Regions from separate parts of the Homo sapiens genome. Here region 1 is linked to region 2. Evidence: chromatin loops called from intact Hi-C (ENCODE). Cell type or tissue: PC-3. All regions are shown on one strand.

Region 1 (5,000 bases), 200 kb before region 2:
GGCTCACTGCAGCCTCCGCCTACTGGGTTCAAGTGATTCTCCGGCCTCAGTCTCCCAAGTAGTTGAGATTACAGGCATATGCTACCACGGCTGGCTAATTTTGTGTATTTTTAGTAGAGATAGGGTTTCACCATGTTGGCCAGGCTAGTCTTGAACTCTTGACCACAGGTGATCCATTCACCTCGGCCTCCCAAAGTACAGGCGTGAGCCACCGCACCTGGCTGAAATATTTTTATAGTTGAGAAGTTTTAAAAACTAAAAAAATGGTAGAAAGCAGCCTGGCCGCAATGGCTCACACCTGTAATCCCAGCACTTTGGGAGGCTAAGATGGGTGGATCACCTGAGGTCAGGAGTTCGAGACCAACCTGGCTAACATGATGAAGCCCTGTCTCTACTAAAAATACAAAAATTAGCTGGGCCTGGTGGCACGTGCCTGTAAACCCAGCTACTCAGGAGGCTGAGGCAGGAGAATTGCTTGAACCCGGGAGGCGGAGGTTGCAGTGAGCCAAGATTGTGCCACTGCACTCCATCCTGGGCGACAGAGCGCAAGCCCATCTTTAAAAAAAAAAAAAAAAATCACACCTCTTTTATTAACTTAACAACTTTACTAACTCCTTGATATAAAACAAATGAGAAATTTAGCTCATTTAACCACTCCTCATTTTTGTTATGTTTTTTTAGTTCTGTTAGTATTTATCTTTTAAAATTAAACAATATACTTAAACCTCTATTATTATTATTATTATTTTTTTTTTTTCTGAGACATAGTCTCTCTCTGTCGCCCAGGCTAGAGTGCAATGGCGCGGTCTTGGCTCACTGCAACCTGTGCCTCCTGGGTTCAAGTGATTCTCCTGCCTCAGCCTCCTGAGTAGCTGAGATTACAGGCACACGCCACTACACCCAGCTAATTTTTGTAGTTTTAGTAGAGGGGTTTCACCAACAGGGTTTCCCTACGTTGGTCAGGCTAGTCTCGAACTCCTGACCTTGTGATCCCCCCACCTCGGCTTCCCAAAGTGCTGGGATTACAGGCGTGAGCCACCTCGCTCGGCCTAAACTTCTGTTTTTTAATCCATCAGTTATAGACAATATTTCTCGACTCTTTACTACGTTGATGAAGAAATTACCACCCACTACATTTCCCTCATTTTTCCCATTCTACTTCTCATCTTCTGTTAGCTGCTTTACTATATTGACATTGTGATAGTTATTTTTTGTTCTGTAACTTATAGTTAAACCATCTATATGTTAACTATAAATTGATCCTGAAAAGGGAAAAACACTAAGAACTCATTAAAATATAATGATCATATAAACATTGTTCATGACAGATCTAGTAATTGGTTGGATCTAGAGTTAGGGAAATATGTCAGTAAACTTGTTCCCCTCTTGGAAGAATTGTACTGTTCTGATGAAACAGATTAGATTTTCTTACAAGTGCTCAGAATTATTCCACATGTTAAATAGCTTCCTATTAGACAGCTTTTTGTTTTCTTGAAGTTCCTGATTAGTTTTTTCCGTTGCAGAAGCTTCTAAAGCATACTGTTTGTTCATTGGTTGATTTTGAACAGATTGTTTATGTCTGCAATCCTAAAATTTCTTCTTCTTTCCTATCATTAGTAACACTGTTTCCTCAATTTCATTTTCTTTTTGTGGAATGTGGGTAAACAGTTTTAAAAAAACCCCTTTCCCTTTTCTTAAGATATTGACCTTGGGCCCCTGTTACTTTTCTAGACCTGTTCCCCTGAAAACCTGATGGTAGTGGAATGTCTGCTGCGTTATAAGCAACATTGCTTATGATTTTAAAAAATTACCCCTGAATGGTAAATTGCATCTGGCCTGGGAGAACTGTAAATATCTGGTCAGAAACTATAGATCCTTGTGCTTCCCTGAGTGCAGAGACTTTTGTAATTGGGCTTATTCCTTGTAATTCTGGGATCTGTGCTTATGGAGCTGTCACAAGAAGTATTAGTTTCTATTTGGAATGTGAAGCTTCTAAGCCAGAGTAGCTCCACATTTACCCGTTGTTGAGTCTTATATACTCTTTTTTTTTCCTTGAGTCTTATATACTTTTTTTTTTTTTTTGATTCTTAATGCTCTTATTTGAGCTGTCACCTGCAGGCCAAAAAGAATAGCTCCCAGACAGTTGTGTTGACTGCTACAAAGACTCCCGAAGGGAAGAAATACCTGGTGCTGTCCTGGGGGCTTGCTGTGTTTCCCATTCTGTGTCCTAGGTGAATCTGAAGCCAATTATGGCTTGTTTGGGTCTGTTGAGCCTAAACATTTAGTTGAAAAGACTGCTATAATCCCAGCACTTTGGGAGGCTGAGGCAGGAGGATTGTTTGAGGCCAGGAGTTCAAGACCAGCCCCAGCAACATAGTGAGACCCAGTCTCTACCAAATAAATAAAATGTGAAAAAAAAATTAGCCAGATATCATGGCACACACCTGCAGTTCCAGCTACTTAGGACGCTGAGCGGGGAGGATTGCTGAAGCCAGGAGTTCGAGGTTACAGTGAGCTAAGATCACACTACTGCACTCCAGCCTGGGTGACAGAACAAGAGCCTGTCTCAAAAAAAGAAAGAAAGAAAGAAGATCACTCATGGCGATTGCAGAGAACAAATCTATAAGTAATTTTTTTCAGAAAAGGGATATAGAAAACAAATTTTCAGAACCCCAGCATATCTGAATCATAGTTTGACTGGGTATAGAATTCAGTTTTTTCAGAAGTCTGACAGCTTGGATTTATTGCCCTCTAGTATCTAATGTTGCAGATGAGAAATCTGATGTCAGTCTGACTCATGTTCTTTGCAGTAATTTATTTTTCTCTATAGAAGCCTTTAGGATATTCTCTTCACCTCGGTAGTCTCAAATTTCACAGTGACATGGCTGGATGTGGGTCATTTGTCATTCATCCTGCTCAGTTTGCTTCGGTATGGAAATCTGCCCAGTTCTCCTCGATTTATAAATGAGTAATATTTCATGTGCATATCATTTTCTCGAAATTCACCAAGATTTTTCATTTACTAATGTCCTCTCCAATTTGCAACCTTTTTGAATGTATTCTCTTTGCATTTCTTTGATGGCATGTCAGTGGTTTCCGGGAAGGGAGAGCGAACTGTGCCTACAATGTCAGCCATCTTGGACCTGAATTCCCAAAAGCACCACGGCCTGTGCTGACTTGTAGTCAGCTGTTGATAGTCCCCAGTGACCCCAAGTCATTTTCCTTACCTTTCGTGTGCTTGGCTGTGCCTCTGCCATGTTATATAGCTGTCTTGTTTCCTGTCAGAGTATACTCCCTCACGTATTGTCCTCATTTGCATTCATTTTTTAAACAATTTCTTTGCTTTGTCATGGTCCCGTTGAATAGTAATTCTGTCTGCCAAAGTATTAGTGACTTCAGCCATCATCTATCCAAAACTGTGCCCCTCGCAAACATTTTGGCAAATACAAACGATTAGATAAAAAGAATTAGGTAATGAAAACTTTCTTTTTCCACTTGAGAATTCTGTAGTCCTAATATGGAACTACCTAGTCTTTCTAGCTTTTAGCTTCTAATTTTATCACAAACTTTCTATTTCCTGCCAGATTTATCATCTAAATTCCCTTCTGAGTAAATTTTTCCCCCAATCTAGGTGTTTATTAAAAATGATGCTGCAAAGAGTTTTTTTAATAACTTAAGGAAATACCTAAGATTTTTAAAAAGCGTGTACAAAATTATAGAAGTGTTATCATAAGTAGAAAGAATTACGGAAGAAGAAAGCCAAAAGGAAATATGCCAAAATATTCATAATGGTCGACTTTGTATAAGGGATTACGGAAATTATTTCTAATTTTCAACATTTTTCTGACCAATTTACATGTATTTCTTTTAAAATCTAAAAACACTTTACTTGAAAAAAAAAATTTTTTTTTTGCTAGAGCCATAAGTGTTTTATGGATGCTTGTCCTTGCCATTATTTGAGTAGCATATGCTGGCAGAGTGGCATGGTTTATTCACTGCCAGCAGTAAATCAACAAAATTAAGTGCTATACATAGCAATATCCCAGCAGCTCTTCAGAACCTTGCCATTTAGCCCAAGCACAAAAGCTGTGTTTCCCTGGAAAGGACACTCCAGCTACATTTTCCTTATGCTTCTCTCCATGGGCTCCTTAAAGCCCGCTTCTCTGAGAGTACTTTCTTCTGCCTTTCCCTGGGACACCCAAAGTTCATTCCCATCTGAGTTTGCCCTCTCCAAGGGCCCTGGCCTACTTGGCAGGTTAGAGCACCTCCTTGGAGCAGGCAATCTCTACAGCAACCTAATGTTGGGAAGCTTCTCCCCTGTGCCTTCCCTGAGAAGCACCTTGACTGTCTCCCTGTCACCTGGAAAGACATGTGTGGAGTCCACCCATCTGCTGCCTGGTCTTCAGCATGATTGTATTCATATCCGAGAAGCATTGTCTGTCCCCTTGCTGAATGCACTGCCACTTAGTCCTGGGATCTGTTTCTGTATCTGCTATTTATTCCCTAGGAATGGTAGAAAGAGGAAAATATTTCTTCTTCTAAGTGCTGCAGTGGCTGAGGACAACAGGATAAATTAAAGGTGGAGAGTTATAGCCTCAGTAAAGTCTTCCAAAGTATAGCAAGATTGAAAAATGGTACATTTAAATCTAGAGACAATTTACTTTGCCTGTGATTTTTTTTTTTTTACATCTTCTTTGCCATTGTTAGTGACAATGTTGAGAAAGGTTTGATATTTGTTTTTTGCCTGCTTTGTTTCTTAATCTCACACTTAACAAAAACTTTGGGTTGGTTCCAGGAGGTCACTGCTAACCATGTGATTTGGAGTTTTGTGTAAAGAACTTGATGTCACAAATAAGATGCAACAGAAAGAAAGCAGGATATAAAGGAGGAAATGTCTTCCTCATTGATACTAATGATGATGAGACATAGTTCATAGTTGGGTGACGTGTTAGTTTCCAAGAAGATTGAAGCACTTGACTGTCGCATAAATCCCATATTGG
Region 2 (5,000 bases):
ACCTTGGTATCTCAAAGTGCCAGGATTACAGGTGTAAGCCACCATGCTCAGCCTATGTCCTTTCAAATAAGTTAAAAATATATACATACAATATACACACACACACCTCTACCTGTATATATCCTAATGATGATAAATGACTCCTATCCTATGTTCCCTATTTATGTCCATGAATCTGCAATTTGAGTAATACCTCAAAAAAAAAAATAGACCTTGTCTTCTGCCCTTCCTCCCATCTCATCAGATGATATCAACATTCACATAGAGAATAGTCAGAAGCCAGGAATTATCTTGAACTTCACATTCTCCCTTCTTAATTTTGTATCCCCCAAATTACCATTCTAGTCATTTACAACTCCTAAATATCTCTTGAATCCATCTATTTCTCCATTACCACTGTAGTCTAAGCCATCATCATCTATAAGATTCCTTTGATAGCATCTTTTTTATTTTGAGACAGAGTCTCACTCTGCCATCCAGGCTGGAATGTAGTGGTGCAATCTCGGCTCACTGCAACCTTGGCATCCTGAGTTCAAGCCTCTTCGGTTCAAGCGATTCTCATGCCTCAGCCTCCCGAGTAGCTGCAACTACCAGTGTGCAACACCACGTGTGGCTAATTTTTGTATTTTTAGTAGAGACAGGGTTTCACCATGATGGCCAAGCTGGTCTCGAACTTCCAGCCTCAAGCAATCTGCCTGCCTTGGCTTTCCAAAGTGCTGGGATTACAGGAATGAGACACCATGCCCAGACTCGATAACATCTTAATTGAAATCTTTGTGTCCTCTCTCGGCTCAGTCTGATCTACTCTCCACAAAGCAACCACAATGATTGCAAAAAAAAAAAAAAATTGTAAGAAAACAAATTCTGATAACATCACCTCCCTGCCTAAACCCTTCAATGGTCTCTCATTGCCTTCACAACCAGATCCAGAATCCTAACCATGGCTTAGAACTTAGAACCAGCTACTAGCTATTTCTTCAGCCACATTTGATGCCACTGCTCCTCCTCTCCCTCTCCTTGCTTTAGCCATCTCCAGTGCTCTTGGTTTTTCAGACACTCCATGCTCTTTCTCAACACGAAGTGCTATTTTTTTTTTCTTTTTCTTTTTTTTTTTTTTCGAAATGGAGTCTTGCGCTGTCGCCCAGGCTAGAGTGCAGTGGCACGATCTTGGCTTACTGCAACCTCCGCCTCCCGGGTTCGAGCAATTCTCCTGCTTTGGCCACCCAAGTAGCTGGGATTGCAGGCGTGCACCACCACACCTAAGTTTTGTGTTTTTAGTAGAGACAAGGTTTCACTATGTTGGCCAGGCTCGAACTCCTGATCTCAAATGATCTCCCTGCCTCAGCCTCGTGCCTGTAATCACTCTGGGATTACAGGCGTGAGCCACCACGCCCGGCGGTCAACATGGAGTGCTTTAATCATGACACGTGGGAGATTTTTTTATCCTCATATTCACCTTGGTAAATCCTACTCATATTTGAACTCTTAATATAAGCACTACTTCCTAAGGGAAGTCCTTAAGATTACCCATAGAAGGTACTTTATTAAATATTTGTTGGATAAATGAATGTCTTATTCACAGTGTGCCTCAGCCCCTAGCAAAATGCCTGCCACATAATACATAATATAAATTTGCTGAATTTAGCGTATTGGATACTGATGAACACACAAAGTTGAAAAATATTAATTCTCTTACAGACAATTTAAAATGGATTTTAAATTGCTACAAAATGTATTTATAGGAAGCAAGAGTGCTCCTACCTACAGGAGAAATATTAAGCACCCTGTCAATAAGTAGATGTTTGGATTTCATAAATTATCCCCACACATATAAAAATTTCTTCCTTATTATTCATCATGGATAACTGGTCCTAACAGGACTTACAAGGTCTCTCAAGTCACTTCCTGCTTGCTTAGATTTAAATCACAAAGCTTAAGATTTTTACGAGAGGCAAATACAGGTAACATTAGATTGGCTCCCAAAAGCATATCCTGAAATGTGTCTTGCAAAAACAGGCAACAAGAGAATATATGAAGCTGGCAAAGCTTACTCTTTTCAGCAATTAAACTTACTTTATAATCTAGTTTATCACTGAAATTATACATTCTCTAGATTCTTCACACCTATAGAGCCAACTACTCAGAGGTGTGAACTAGCAAAAAAAATTATTTGGAGTAAGGCTTGTTTCCTATACAGCATTTATTGTGCAGACTATACAGTTTTCCCTGTAACAGTGTTTCATATTCAATATTCATTTACAGGGCATAAATTAACTGTTAACATTACAGCAAATATCTAACAATCCATTAGTACTACAATAACATGTACATTTACCTCATTTCAGTCTAACCACAAAATATGTCAATTTTTTGAAAACACAGGGAGAAGTTTTCTGAATATTGTGGCATTAATCTAGTTCTAACAAAATATGCACTTTATGCTGTGTGCGCATATATACATACAGTTCAGCCATCAAAATTACAGATAGGGTTTGGCATATTGTGGAAAAACTGGGTAAAGCTGACAAAATAAAATAGGCAAGTTGGAGCCTAAAAACAAAACAAAAAACTTCTCTTTGTTTACAGTTGATCCTTGGTATAATCTAAAGACTTCCCCTCAAGCCATTAGTCCTTAGTGTCATTCATGAATTACTCCAATGGCACAGAAGTGGCATGAACGTAACTGCTGGAGAGGCTGGAGGCTGCAATATTTTACCCCAGACCTAAGGCTTTAAATGTCCCATAAAGACTTCAATGACAACAGAATAGAAAAGTAGAAAAGTATTTGGGAATAAATTAGCAAAAACAGCAGGTTAGCACCCCCCTTTTTAGATCACTGATTATTTCTATAATTGTATCCACAGTCCTAATGCTATTAGCCTTTCATTTTACCATGCAGATGTGACAGGAGAAAAGACAAAAAAATAATTCCCACTGCACCTCTCTTTTGAGGGAGAGGATGGTGGTGGGACTGGGAAAAGCCTAGGTGGTGGGACTGGGTAGAGCGGTGGTGGGACTGCTCTTGCCCACCTATGTATGCTCTTACAATCTGGTCCTATTCGTTCTTGCTTCCCTCTATTCACAAAGGCAGCTCCTGACTTAAGGGGCTATTCCTACCCCTAAATACTCCCTCAATACTCCCTGAGTATTTCTACTCAGTTCTCAGCCTCATCATCTCCTACCAGGGTCACACACCACCAATCTTCAGGTCTCCTTCATTTAAGCTCTGCTACTAAGCTGACCACTGCATCTGTTTCAGTAAATTCAACTTAGAGTGGTGATATTAACTTTTGAGACACGTTTTCCCTTAAGATAAAACTTGCAAATGTTCAGCTTAAATTCAAGAAATACAATATGTTATATTTTAAGAATGTCAGCTGGGCACAGTGGTGCACGCCTATAGTCCCAGGGTATTAGTCCGTTCTCATGCTGCTATGAAGAAATACCCAAGACTGGGTAACTTATAAAGAAAAGAGGTTTAATTGACTCACAGTTTCACATGGATGGGAAGGCCTCAGGAAACTTAGAATCATGGCAGAAGGGGAAGCAAACATGTCCTTCTACACAAGGTGGCAGGAGAGAAGTGCCAAGCAAACAGGGAAAAGTTCCTTATAAAACCATCAGATCTCATGGGAACTCACTCACTTTCACGAGAACGGCATGGGGGTAACCGCCCGCATGATACAATTACCTCCCACCAGCATGATGTGGGGATTATGGGAACTACAATTCAAGATGAGATTTGGGTGGGGACACAGCCAAACCATATCACCTGGCTACTAGAAAGGCTGAGGTAGGAGGATTGCTTGAGCCCAGGAGTTCCAGGCCAGCCTAGGTAACATCTCAAAACTCCATCTCTAGAAGGGGAAAAAGAAGCAAAGAATGAATTGCCTTCTTGGCCAGGCACGGTGACTCACGCTTGTAATCCCAGCACTTTGGAAGGCCGAGGTGGGTGGATCAACTGAGGTCAGGAGTTTAAGACCAGCCTGGGCAACACGGTGAAACCCTATCTCTACTAAAAATACAAAAATCAGCCAGGCGTGGTGACGTGCACCTGTGATCCCAGCTACTCAGGAGGCTGACGCATGATAATTGCTTGAACCTGGGATGCAGAAGTTGCAGAAAGCCAAGATTGCACCACTGTGCTACAGTCTGGGAGACAGAGAGAGACTCTGTCTCCCCCAAAAAAAAAAAAAAAAAAAAAAATTAATTGCCTACTCAAAAGTGGTGAATGAAGACGGGGTGGGTGTGAGGGGGAGGGGGTGGGGGTGGGGGTGGGGGAGCGAGGAGAGTCAATCTCTTTCCCAAAGAGTAAAAGACCAAGTAGTGGTTCAAACTTCTAAGATATATTTTTTTGAAGGATGAAATGATGGGCTTACTAACACTTTCTTCTTACATCTATTAAAGCATATCAGGGGGATGTTCAGAGAAGATGACAATGATCTTCCCAAGATTAGGGCTAACTGACTAATTTTTATCCAGTGAATCCAAGGTATCAGAATACATGATGTTTATATAATTCACAATTCCTAAAAGGTATCTATCTCCATATTAAGGCTATCAACTACTGATACAAAAGCTTTCTCCACTAGTGAGAAAAGCTCATGCACAACTAACCTACATATCCTCTGTCCCAGTAGGGTGTGTGTAACCAGACTGCCTGAGTTCAAATCCTGGCTCTATTTCTTAATTGCTGTGTAACCTTGGGCAAGTTACTTAACTTCTCTTGCTCTAGTTTTCTCCCTACAAATGAGAATAATAATACTATCTACCTAATAAAGTTATTTTGCAGATCAGATAATACATGTGGAAGTCTTAGAACGGTGCCTGACATATAGTAAATCTTGGATTAACCATGATTGCTATTCCTCTTCCGACTTCTTAAAAAGTTGCTAGCTTGAGACTAATGCAATGAAAATAATTTCTCTGGTATGAATTATAGCGAAGTCTTTGGCTTCATTAACAATGTACACTAACAAGCCAATCCTGGGGATACAAAT

The links. Peaks named below come from ENCODE experiments on the same cell type or tissue, not always from the same donor. Only the 100,000 strongest peaks of a DNase experiment are listed, where the experiment ranks them.
Region 1: a loop joins it to region 2, with 2.3 times the contacts of the local background. A loop is called at or near these places in 1 of 110 quality-filtered maps.

The regions. Positions count from the first base shown.
Region 1 is chr6:38,246,841-38,251,840 of GRCh38, reverse strand. All of the region lies in intron 9 of BTBD9 (BTB domain containing 9), which reads left to right. Among named protein-coding and RNA genes, the nearest start is that of BTBD9-AS1, 230 kb to the left of the region's middle. In PC-3, no CTCF peak of the experiment used is centred here; a DNase peak (open chromatin) is centred at 2,860; H3K4me3 peaks cover 525 bases; H3K27ac peaks cover 1,354 bases.
Region 2 is chr6:38,049,152-38,054,151 of GRCh38, reverse strand. All of the region lies in intron 2 of ZFAND3 (zinc finger AN1-type containing 3), which reads right to left. Among named protein-coding and RNA genes, the nearest start is that of ZFAND3, 230 kb to the right of the region's middle. In PC-3, no CTCF peak of the experiment used is centred here; a DNase peak (open chromatin) is centred at 1,911; H3K4me3 peaks cover 1,087 bases; H3K27ac peaks cover 3,633 bases.